Regions from separate parts of the Mus musculus genome. Here region 2 is linked to region 1. A link is a loop called in an ENCODE intact Hi-C map of the cell type or tissue named here. Cell type or tissue: left cerebral cortex. All regions are shown on one strand. Links, peaks and the distances in the headings refer to the core of each region. The heading gives the core; the rest is flanking DNA.

The links. Peaks named below come from ENCODE experiments on the same cell type or tissue, not always from the same donor. Only the 100,000 strongest peaks of a DNase experiment are listed, where the experiment ranks them.
Region 2: a loop joins it to region 1, with 4 times the contacts of the local background. A loop is called at or near these places in 39 of 42 quality-filtered maps.

The regions. Positions count from the first base shown.
Region 1 is chr11:115,644,535-115,649,908 of GRCm38, reverse strand. It overlaps Grb2 (growth factor receptor bound protein 2), which reads left to right. Exons shown (of 6, transcript NM_008163.4): 4 at 16-138; 5 at 3,031-3,199; 6 at 3,955-5,374. The coding sequence ends at 4,140. Among named protein-coding and RNA genes, the nearest start is that of Slc25a19, 19 kb to the right of the region's middle. In left cerebral cortex, for the core only: CTCF peaks have their summits at 2,274 (motif pointing left), 3,385 and 3,592 (motif pointing left); a DNase peak (open chromatin) is centred at 2,284; H3K27ac peaks cover 321 bases.
Region 2 is chr11:115,705,255-115,710,628 of GRCm38, reverse strand. It overlaps Grb2 (growth factor receptor bound protein 2), which reads left to right and starts at 2,032. Exons shown (of 6, transcript NM_008163.4): 1 at 2,032-2,235. In left cerebral cortex, for the core only: no CTCF peak of the experiment used is centred there; DNase peaks (open chromatin) are centred at 1,150, 1,917, 2,560 and 3,151; H3K4me3 peaks cover 2,533 bases; H3K27ac peaks cover 1,825 bases.

The DNA of each region.
Region 1 (5,374 bases), core at 185-5,184:
GCCTTCCTTCCTTAGGTGGTTTTTTGGCAAAATCCCCAGAGCCAAGGCAGAAGAAATGCTCAGCAAACAGCGGCATGACGGGGCCTTCCTGATCCGAGAGAGCGAGAGCGCTCCTGGGGACTTCTCCCTGTCCGTCAAGTAAGTGTTTCCTGCTGGCCTTGCCAGAGAAGCTGCTGCCTTTGACTGGATTGTAAGGCTGTGGGGAAGATGTTAACACATCTTTTCCTGTGGAAATCCTAGTGTTTGCTCTAAGGCCTAGTTGTAGCAGATCTGAGGTTTTAGGTTTGAAGTGTCATGAACCTGGGGGAGCTGGCAGCACTCGAGGCGGCTTAGCCCCACTCCTCACCCGCCCTGCCTTCACTGCAGTTTCTGCTGCACTTACGGTGACCACGTGCGCATCTCCACTCCTGGTGTTCACCTGGACCCAACTCATGCTTCCCAGGAGCCTAGAGGGGCATTTTCTCAAAAATCCAACTAGGAATTGCGCATGATATTACATGCCTTTAATCCCATCAATTGAGAGACAAAGACGGGTGGATCTCTGTGAGTTCCAGGCCAGCCAGAGTCACACAGTGAGATGCTGACTAAAAAAAAGAATGGCTTTGCCCTGTCTGACCGATCATCCTTTCCTAGTTAATGGGTTACTACAGAAGCCCACCCCAAAATTCATCTCTTTTTATAAAATTTTTTTTAAAATATTTCCTTCATTTACATTTCAAATGCTATCTGCTTTCCTAGTTTCCTCTCCGAAAGTCCCCTATACCCTCCCGCTTCCCTGCTCCCCAATCCACCCACTCCCACTTCCTGGCCCTGTCATTCCCCTATCCTGCAGCATATAATCATCTCAAGACCAAGGGCCTCTCCTCCCATTGATAGCCAACTAGGCCATCCTCTGCTACATGCAGACACAAGACACAAGCTCTGGGGGGTACTGGTTAGTTCATACTGTTGTTCCTCCTATAGAGTTGCAGACCCCTTTAGCTCCTTAGGTACTTTCTCTAGCTCCTCCATTGGGGGCCCTGTGATGACTGTGAGCCTCCACTTCTGTATTTGCCAGGCACTGGCATAGCCTCACAAGAGACAGCTATATCAGGGTCCTGTCAACAAAGCCATCTGCTTTCCTTCCTTTGCCTGAACTACTCCAAGTAGCAGTAAAACAGCTCAGGGAGGGAGACAAGTCAGTAGGTAGGGGCTGGACCCTTGGGCAGGACTGGGCCGTGATGTAGTGAAGACAGCAGGAAGGCCAGCTATTCCTTCCATCAAAGAAAACCATCTAGGAATGGAGACCTAGGGCATCAGGTAGGGTTATAAGTTCTGGGTCAGCCTGGGCTACATGAGACCCAGGCTAATAACACAGCTCAGTGGGTAAAGGTGCTTGTCGTCCAGCCAGGTGACCTATGTTTGATTCCTAGGACCCACATAGTGGAAGGAGAGAACTGATTTCCACAGGAGTTCCCCTGACCCCTGCCCATCACACACACGCATATCTAGAGAAGTGTCCTCTTAAAGTTAAACATTTAAAGATGTTAATACGTCATCACTTTAGGAATAAAATATAAGAGGTAGCTGGCTCGGTTGGTAACTACCACGAAACAAGAGGATCTGAGTTAGGGTCCAAGGGCAGATGCTAGAGAGGGAGATCGTGTGGAGCTGTAGCCAGCTAGCCCAGCCTTACCATGGAGCTCCGGGGTCAGTGAGAGGCACTTCAGACAGCCAGTGTTGACATTGGTTTCCACACATGTGCACATACATGTGCTTTCACACCCCATGGACATGACACGTACACAAGGAAAACATGAACTACTGCCTGCCTTTAGCGAAGCATCTTCACAAGGGCTTCCATCAGCACCAGACTCTAAGATAGCACACAGTTTCGAGATCTTGGGAGTCTGGTGGGAAGATGTGGTAGAAGTGACCCTGCACTTGGGAAGCAGGTGCATCCCAGAAGGCTCTTGGGCCTTTGGAGCCTGAGCCACAGTCCTCTCAAAAGCACCTCCCTTGCTGCTCAGGGAACCGCAATGAAGTCGCTGGGTGCTTGGTTTTGCTTTCCTCCGTTTCAGTCACCACAAGCCAGCTGGAAGTTCCAGAAGTAACTCCTGGATTTTAGATAACTTTTATGATGGCATATTGTTGAAATTGTTTCAGTGAAAAATAACTTTATCAGACTATATGTGTCTATAGGGGAAAACAGTGCATCTGGAGTTTGGTATCTGGTTTCAAACTTGCCCTGGGGTTTAGAAGCACTGGAAGTCCAGTGCTGCCATCTGCTGGTTTGTCTTTAGAACCACTTTAAGAGACTACTGGAAGAGATTCAAAGGCTTGGCAGTGAACAGGAATCAGAAAGAAAAACAGTAAGAAAATTCCTCGGTAGCCGGGGCGTTGGTGGTGCACGCCTTTAATCCCAGCACTCGGGAGGCAGAGACAGGCAGATTTCTGAGTTCAAGGCCAACCTGGTCTACAGAGTGAGTTCAGCCAGGGCTACACAGAGAAACCCTGTCTCGAAAAAAACAAAAAGAAAGAAAGGAAGGAAGGAAGAAAGGAGAAAAGAAAAGAAAATTTCTCAGTGAAAAGCATAGCTTTGGCATACCTGTAACCTCAGCAATGGGAGGCTAATGCAGGGATCACCAGATCACCATGAGTTCTAGACCAGCTTACACAGTTAGTGAGCTCAAAGCCAACCTGAGCTAGTGTTTGACTATCACCCCACTTTTTGAACTGTTAAGGCAGATAAAGCTGTAGCCTCACAAGTGGGCTGTGTTAGTAGATCATAGACATCTGAGGGTTAGCCTAGTGGGTGGGCTTCCACTGTGTTACTCCTGTAACTAGTCATCAGCAATCAGGAGGGGCTTAGGGGAGGCTCCTGGGACGGTCTGCATTCTCTCCAGCTGGATACTCAGGGTGCTATGAAGCTCTTGTGACCCCAAGCTCTGAAAAGCTATGCCTGACAGAGAAGTTCCCTGGACACCTTCAGGTTTGAGGCAGCCCTGCAGAGCCCTGTGGCCGCTTCATGGTTTTTCTCCCCATCCTCAGGTTTGGAAATGATGTGCAGCACTTCAAGGTGCTCCGCGACGGAGCCGGGAAGTATTTCCTGTGGGTGGTGAAGTTTAATTCTTTGAATGAGCTGGTAGATTACCACAGATCAACATCCGTGTCCAGGAACCAGCAGATATTCTTACGGGACATAGAACAGATGCCACAGGTAAGCAAAGAGCTTTACTCACTTCCAGCAAGTGTGAAGGCCCAGGCGTGACACCACAGCGACTTCCTGTGTGCTCAGGCCGACCTCATGGCAGTGAGGCTCTGCAGTTGGCACTCAGGTGGTTGAGTCCCTGTGCAGCCAGCCTGTGAGGGATGCACTCAGTCCTCCTCACGTATGAGCAGGAGTTCTGGTTAGGACTGCCTCGTTTACAGCCCGAGTGAGGGAATGCTGAGAGTGTGTTCAAACCTGTTAAGAGGGGCTGGAGAGATGGCTCAGCGGGTAAGAGCACTGACTGTTCTTCCAAAGGTCCTGAGATCAAATCCCAGCAACCACATGGTGGCTCACAACCATCTGTAATGAGATCTGATGCCCTCTTCTGGTGTGTCTGAAGACAGCTACAGTGTACTTACATATAACAATAAATAAAATCTTTTTTTTTAAAAAAAAAAAAAAAAACCTGTTAAGAGAGCTCTGGCACACACAGCCCAAAGTGTTTGCTGCTCCCCACTAGCCAGTATTGGCTATTCTTAGTGACATGGGTATATATACCCTTGTGGGTTTTAAATGTTAATAAAGGATTCCTCTAATCCCACCTAGGACTTAGGAGTGTGTCAGAGCGGAGGGAGTGAGGTATGAGGCTTCTTTGGAAAGTGGGCGGGTTCCCACATGCTTGCCCTCCCTGGGGGAGCCAGGAGTCCAGCTTCCAAGGCCGCCTGGCAGCATGAGAAACACCGCTTCCCTGCTCTCTCTTGCAGCAGCCAACCTACGTCCAGGCGCTCTTTGACTTTGACCCCCAGGAGGATGGCGAGCTGGGCTTTCGCAGAGGAGACTTCATTCATGTCATGGATAACTCAGATCCCAATTGGTGGAAAGGGGCCTGCCACGGGCAGACCGGCATGTTTCCCCGCAATTATGTCACCCCAGTGAACCGGAACGTCTAAGAAGCAAAAGAGATTATTTAAAGAAAGTGAAAAGTTAAGACCGTTCACAAGAATTACACCCACACGCTGCCTGTCACAGCCTGTGAGGGAACGCAGAACACCTGGCTGGGTCCCACGGGTGACCCTCTCATTGGGTTGCAACTTTGGGGGGTGGGGAGGGGTGTTTGATTTCATAATGCCAAAACTTAACCTATTGAATGAATTACAGTTTTTATTACGGAATCTCGCCGCTACCCCTGTTCCCCTCCTGTGTCCTTTTTCTCGTTCTTTCTTTCCTGTCCAGTGCATGATGTTTAAGGCCACATATAGTCCAGCTGATGCCAATAATAAAAGACAAGAAACCAAGTGGGCTGGTATTTTCTCTATGCAAAATGTCTGTGGAGATGGATGGACTGAAAGAGCCGGATTCCTCACACACAGGGGCAGCCAGTGCTTCTGGGGCCCTGGTTGGGGTTCACCCGAGATGCCCAGGGGTACCGCCTCCAGCCTCAGGCCTGGAGCATTCCATCAAAGTTGGAATTAGGGGAAGGAGGCCCACTGTCCTCCCCGGTCTCCTGAGAGTCAGACTGCAGGCCCTCCCCTCTCCCACTGCTTCCCTTCAGGTGTTTTGACGTTTTTTTGTTTGTTTGTTTGTTTTTTTTAAATAGTGCCTTTGTCTTATTTCAAGGGTGTTCATAAATGGTATTTGTACCATTTTTTTTTTTAATAAGTTAAAGACAGTCCAGAGCTTTTCAGTTGATTCGTCTCCTATCCTGTGTAAATATTTTCCTCTCAGGGCAGGGGAAAGAGGACAGAGAAAGGAGCTGGTAGAAGCAGAGAGTGTATTTCCCATCTTGAATGGGCCGGAGGTCTCGAAGCCTCAGCTTTTACTTTGTGAGCTGCAACACTCGCTTCAGCTCAGACTCAGTGGACATCAGAGTCTCTGTCTCCGTGTCTCAGTTATGGTCTGCTCTCTCTATGCCTGGAGCTACTGATCCAAACACAAGACGGTCAGAGGAGCCCTGGCATCCTTCACTCTTATAGGCCTACATGCAGATGGGCTTGAAGAGAATTGGCCTTTCATTTTTCACGCTCGTATTTCCCCACCTGTCCAAGGGTGCAGATAGCAGGATTGTGGGGTCGGCCGCATCTCTCTTGGCAGTGGGTTGTGCTGCCCCTCCCCCCACCCCACCCCTCCATCCCACAAAGCCTTTCGAGGTAGGAGAGACCAAGACCAGTGCACAGCTTTTTAACT
Region 2 (5,374 bases), core at 178-5,177, 61 kb before region 1:
ATGAGTGCTTTGCCTACAAGGATGTATGTGTACCATATGTGTGTGTGGTGTCAGAAAGTGACCTTGGATTCCCAAGAACTGGAGTTATAGATGATCGTTAGTGCCATGAAGATGCTGGGAATGAAGCCTGGGTCTTTCTCAAGTGCTCTTAACCACTGAGCCATCTCTCCAGTTTTACAGCCTCAAAAGTCTTAATCCTCTTGCCTCAGAACTCCTGGTGAAGGGCTAACAGGTGGTAGGTCACGAGATCTGTCTTCTCACTGTCTGTATCTAAGAATGAAATGAAGGCATTAGCTGTCCTATGGAGTTGCTGTGACTCTGGTATTTGGATGGTATATTGTCATTTCCTACAGATATCTACTTCCCAGGCTTTAAGGTTGCACATCACTTGACACTGAAACCTAAGATGAGCACCCTGGCTTCACCTCTCATTATTCCACCACCAAATGACAGCCCCCCCCCTATTTTTTAGATAGGGTTTCTCTGTGCCATCCTGGCTGTCCTGGAACTCACTCTGTAGACCAGGCTGGCCTTGAACTCAGAAATTCAGAAATCCACCTGCCTTGCCTCCCAAGTGCTGGGATTACAGGCATGCACCACCTCTGCCGGGCAGCTCTCCCTTTTGTAACTGGTCATTCTAATATGTAGGTCCCTGGTACTTAGGGCCAGCGTTCTTCTCTTTGAAACTAAGTAGCTCTATCTAAATCGCAAACTGCTGGAGTCATTGGCTTCATCTTTTGCTCTGAAAGGCATTTTCAATTGCAAATGATGTTCAGTAAACACTTGTCGAAAGAACAATTCACTTGCCTTATTTTAGTGGACTCATTATTGTAGCAGAGGCTTGGGTATTCTTAACTGTATTTTGTTGGCTTCTAGAGAACACATTGACATTGGCTGTGTTCTTGCTCTCCTATAATTGAAAAGAGCTTTTGGAACTGAGAGGTACTTCTCCAAGCTTCATCTACTACTCCCCCAAAACCGGCAGCCCCGCACAGGAACCTATCTATGCACTTTGCATCGCACAGAACACGACTTTCTCACGCCTCCATCCATCTCTCTGTTCTGTGCCATTCCGTTTGTTGGCTAAGCGCTTACCCTGGCTCCTGTGCTGTGGAACTCCTACTCGCCCTCCAGTACTCAGTTCCACATCACCTTCTTTGTTAAGTCTTTTATACAGTGGGCTGAGGAACAGAGCCAGCCTTTCTCTATCTTTTTGGCTTCCTCAGCATTCCCCCAAAGAGCTATGTGTAAGTGTTATAGCTGTGTGTGTATGTGTGTGTGTGTGTGTGTGTGTGTGTGTGTGTGTGTGCGCGCGCGCGCGCGCGCGCATGAGGGTGTGTGCAGGTGAATGCTAGTGCTATCAGAGGCCAGCGGCACTAAGTCTCCTGGAACTGGGGTTACAGACAGTTGTGAGCCATCTGGTGTGGGTGCAGGTCCTCTGGAAGAGCAGCAAGCAGTTTTTGACCTGAGAGGTCTCTCCAGCCAAGACATTACTTGTTTACTCTTCTGCTGCTTCTCTCGATTTAACCTCTTGAAGGCCAGGATCTCTGCTCGTTGTTTCATCTTCTTTACCCAGCACAGTGCTTACTTACACTGGGTATGTGGTTCACTGCGTGAACAGACTAATCAAACAATTCATCGAATACTGCAGGTTGCACGAACCAGATCCCCAAACGTTTCTAGAACTGGTCCTCTATTTGGGTTGAGCCATCCTGAGATCTCTCCCCGCTCCTCGGTGCCTCTTTGCTTTGTTTTGGTAGAAAGGACGTGATTAGAGTGTGGAAAGCGCCGTTCCTCTAGAGCAGAGCTGTAATTCACTTGCTCCGGCACGTAGAGGGTTACAACGGCCCAGGGGCGGAGCCGAGTCCGTGCCACCTGCTGCGGGCCGAGCTGACGCATGCGCGAAGCCCCCCTCTAGGCTACCTGCCGGGCGGAGCGGAGGAGGAGCGCTTGCGCTCTGGGCCTTTTCCGCCGGGGGAAGTCTCGCGGGGGCGGGGCGCGGCGGGGCGGGGCCGCGTGGGGAAGTTCTCGCGGGACCCTGGCGAGGAGCGGAAGCTAGGTTGCTCTGTTGCTTCTGCGATCGGGCGGCGGCGGCGGCGAGAGCGAGCGGGGCTGCGGCCGGGACGGCGGTCGGGGCAGCGGGCGCCGCAGTCAGGGAGCAGCAGCGAGGTTGGCGGCTGCGGGCGGCAGCGCAGGGCGGGCCGGGCCGGGTGACGGAGTGGACGGCGCGTCACGGTGAGTGCAGGGGAGCGGGCGGGAAGTGAGCGGGAGCTCCGTGGTCCCCGCGCCGCGCGGCGGCGAGCGGCTCGGGCCCGGGCTGCTCGGGGCTGCCGGGGAGGGCCGCTCGCGGGCCGGGGAAGGCTGGGACCCGAGCGCAGCGGCTGCGCAGCCGTCTCCTCGTTTCCCCTTTTGGGGCGCTTCCTTCCTGGTGCCGGTCTTCCTCCCGCTGGGGGCAGAGACCCGGCCCGCCGGGGAGGTCTGGTGTGGCGGCCGTCCGGCTGGACGCTGGGGAGCCCGGAGCAGCCGAGAGGCGCAGGCTGCTGCTCTGAGTCAGGCTGACTGAGCCCGGGAGGCGGGGGATTCGGTGCCCGCAGCTAACGTGGTGATTGATGCTCCTTTGACCTGCAAGGCCACCACGTCACCGCCTCTTGGCATCTTGCGGTGGAATTGTGTGCGGGAATCCACCGTGACTTAGAATGATTGTTACCCGGACCCGCCGACGGGTCTTTGTGAGAGTTGGGCGCTTCTCTTTTTAGAAGGACTTGAGGGGGAAAAAATACTTGTTGGGGGGTGGGGGGGAAGCAGCAGCAGCAGCGGATAGGAATGCTGGAAGGAAGGAATTTTGGGGAGAGAGCCCCGTTGGTTCCTGCAACACTCTTAGGTCGTGTGGGTTGGTAAGAAAGGGATTTTAGGCTGTGTTCAAAAGCTATAGCAGTGCAGTTTGCCGGGTAGCCGAAGCGCGTTCAACGTCATCTTTCGGTGCTGTTGACACTCAGAAAGAGGCTAGAGAAACTGGGTTTTGTTGTTGTTGTTTTTTTGTTTTGTTTTTTGTTTTTGACTTCTTCACCTCTCTTTCACTTTTCCGTTTTTGCCTTCTGTCTCCATTCTACGCTACTAGGGACACGAAAAGCATCTGTAGCGCCAGTCATTGGTCCCTCCGCCCCCTTTAAAAAAAAATCTACTTCCCCTTCTTGCTGTTCCTCCGTTATAATTTTCAAGTTTCTGCTGGTTTGGGCACTGTTCATTTTCTCCGTCGTTCTAAGATCCCCTTTTCTTTTGGAGGGAGATACCTTCCCTGTTTGCATTCCTTTTTTAACGTCCACTGTATTCATCAGGCAGCCAGGAGGGCTACTTGGGAGCCAGGGGGGCGGGGGCGGGTGGTGGTGTTGGTGGTAGGGGGCTGTTTAAGTTCTCCCCCTGGGAACTAGGAAACTCAAAGGACTGAATTCATCCCTAAGTAAGTGATAGTGACCAGTTCACAAGTGGATTTTGCCTGTTTGCTTGTGTTACTTGTATTTTGGTGTTTTTTTTTTTTCACAGATCATGGTTTGTTCGTAGTATTTTCCTTCTTGCTCCCTCCTGTTTCCCCTCACTGTTAGTAAGGGAGATTGAGTCAGTTTGGGAGCTGAAAGACTCCTTTTTAAGGTTTTAGTGAGGTTAACTATTGTTAAGTGAGAAATCACCCATGGGAGTTTGTGAAGTAAGATAGCTTGAAATAGAAGAGAACTTTGATATTTGTGAATTAAAGCCTACCTACCTACCCTAACAAATGATTTAGTCCTAATCAGGCTTTTAAAAGTGATTTTTAAGTTTTTTACATTCTTGAGTGTATTTACCTGCGCGTGCGCGCGGGCGTGTGTGTGTGTGTGTGTGTGTGTGTGTACATGCCTGGTGCCCTCAGATGCTAAAGGAGGACCAATACCCCTTGAACAGGAGTTACAGAGGGTTGTGAGCAGCCATATTCTTCTCTCTGGCCCGATAGTTGGTTTTAAGCACCGTTTGCTGTGTTACTGAGGTTTTTTCATGATTTCCACTATGTCGCGTGTGTACAGCAGCCCTTAGAGAATTATGGAGTGTTAGACTTCAGAGATGGCAAAACAGAGCTGCCACTCTCCCGACAGGCAGCACTGAGAGGTAGTTAGTTACCTGCTGATTGGCCATGGTTACTGAGATTTATTGTTTTGTGATTGTCAAAGTTGATTTTCCCCTGAGTTGTGCCAAGTCTAATGTGCATCATTTTCTTTGTTCAGACATAGTGCATTATCTGAAATGCAAATTTTAAAATTTGCTTAGTGTTTCCTCATTTTAACAGTGATTCTTAAAATTTGTATGTATAAACATAACCTGCCAATTAAAAAAAATTTTATGGGCTCTCCGGAGAGATGGCTCATTGGTTAAGAGCACTGACTGTTCTTCCAGAGGTCCTGAGTTCAGTTCCCAGCAACCATATGGTGACTCACAACCATTTGTAATGGGATCTGACACCCTCTTCTGGTCTGTCTGAAGACAGCTACAGTGTACTCATACACATATAATAAATAATTCTTTTTAAAAAATTTTATTCAATTTTTTTGAGACAAGGTCTTGATGTATTGTCCAAGTTGGTCTCAAATTATTTCTCTATTGATTTTTGAGGCAGGGTCAGTGTCTCTCTGTTTAGTCCTGGCTTTCTTAGAACTCTATCTGTAGACTAACTAGGCTGGCCTTAAACTCACAGACATTCTCCTGCCTCTGCTTTCTGTTGAAGTGTTGGGATGAAGGTGTGCGCCACCATTGGCCCTGGTTTTGCTTTGAGCCATTCTGCTTCAGCCCCACCCCAGTGCTTCTGCTGCCACTTGGGAGGGGACACTGTCACAGCTAGGTGGTGGCAGAACTCAGGCAAGATTGCAGAATGTGAACGGAAGGACTCAAAATAGCTGCAAGAAGTCCCTAAACCTGACCAGATTCACTAGGCCCTGCCTGTCAGACTAAGCAATGAGAGCTGAGTCCCTCCAGGTATGAAGGAGACTCTCAGACCAACAAAACTGCAGAGACTGTCCAAGCTGCCTGGAAGAGGCTTAGGCCAGTCACTTTGAAAAGACACTCTCCAACCTGTTGTGCTGCCTGCAGGCTGTGCAGTGAGCTCCAGGTTTCCCAGCTTCTGTGAGCTGACATGACACTCTTTCTGGGGTGGAATTTGGTTGATGCAGCTGTCTTTGAGTCATTTCTGCTCCTGAAAGCAACCCCTCACCCACATTCCTGTAACTCTCCAATAAAACTTACTGGCTCACCAAGTTGGACTTTGGTGGCTCCTAGCTGGGTTGAGTAGATGAATGTGGTGTGTCTCTCCACAAGAAGTAGGAACCCAACAATAAATTAGTCCCTGAATGGACTG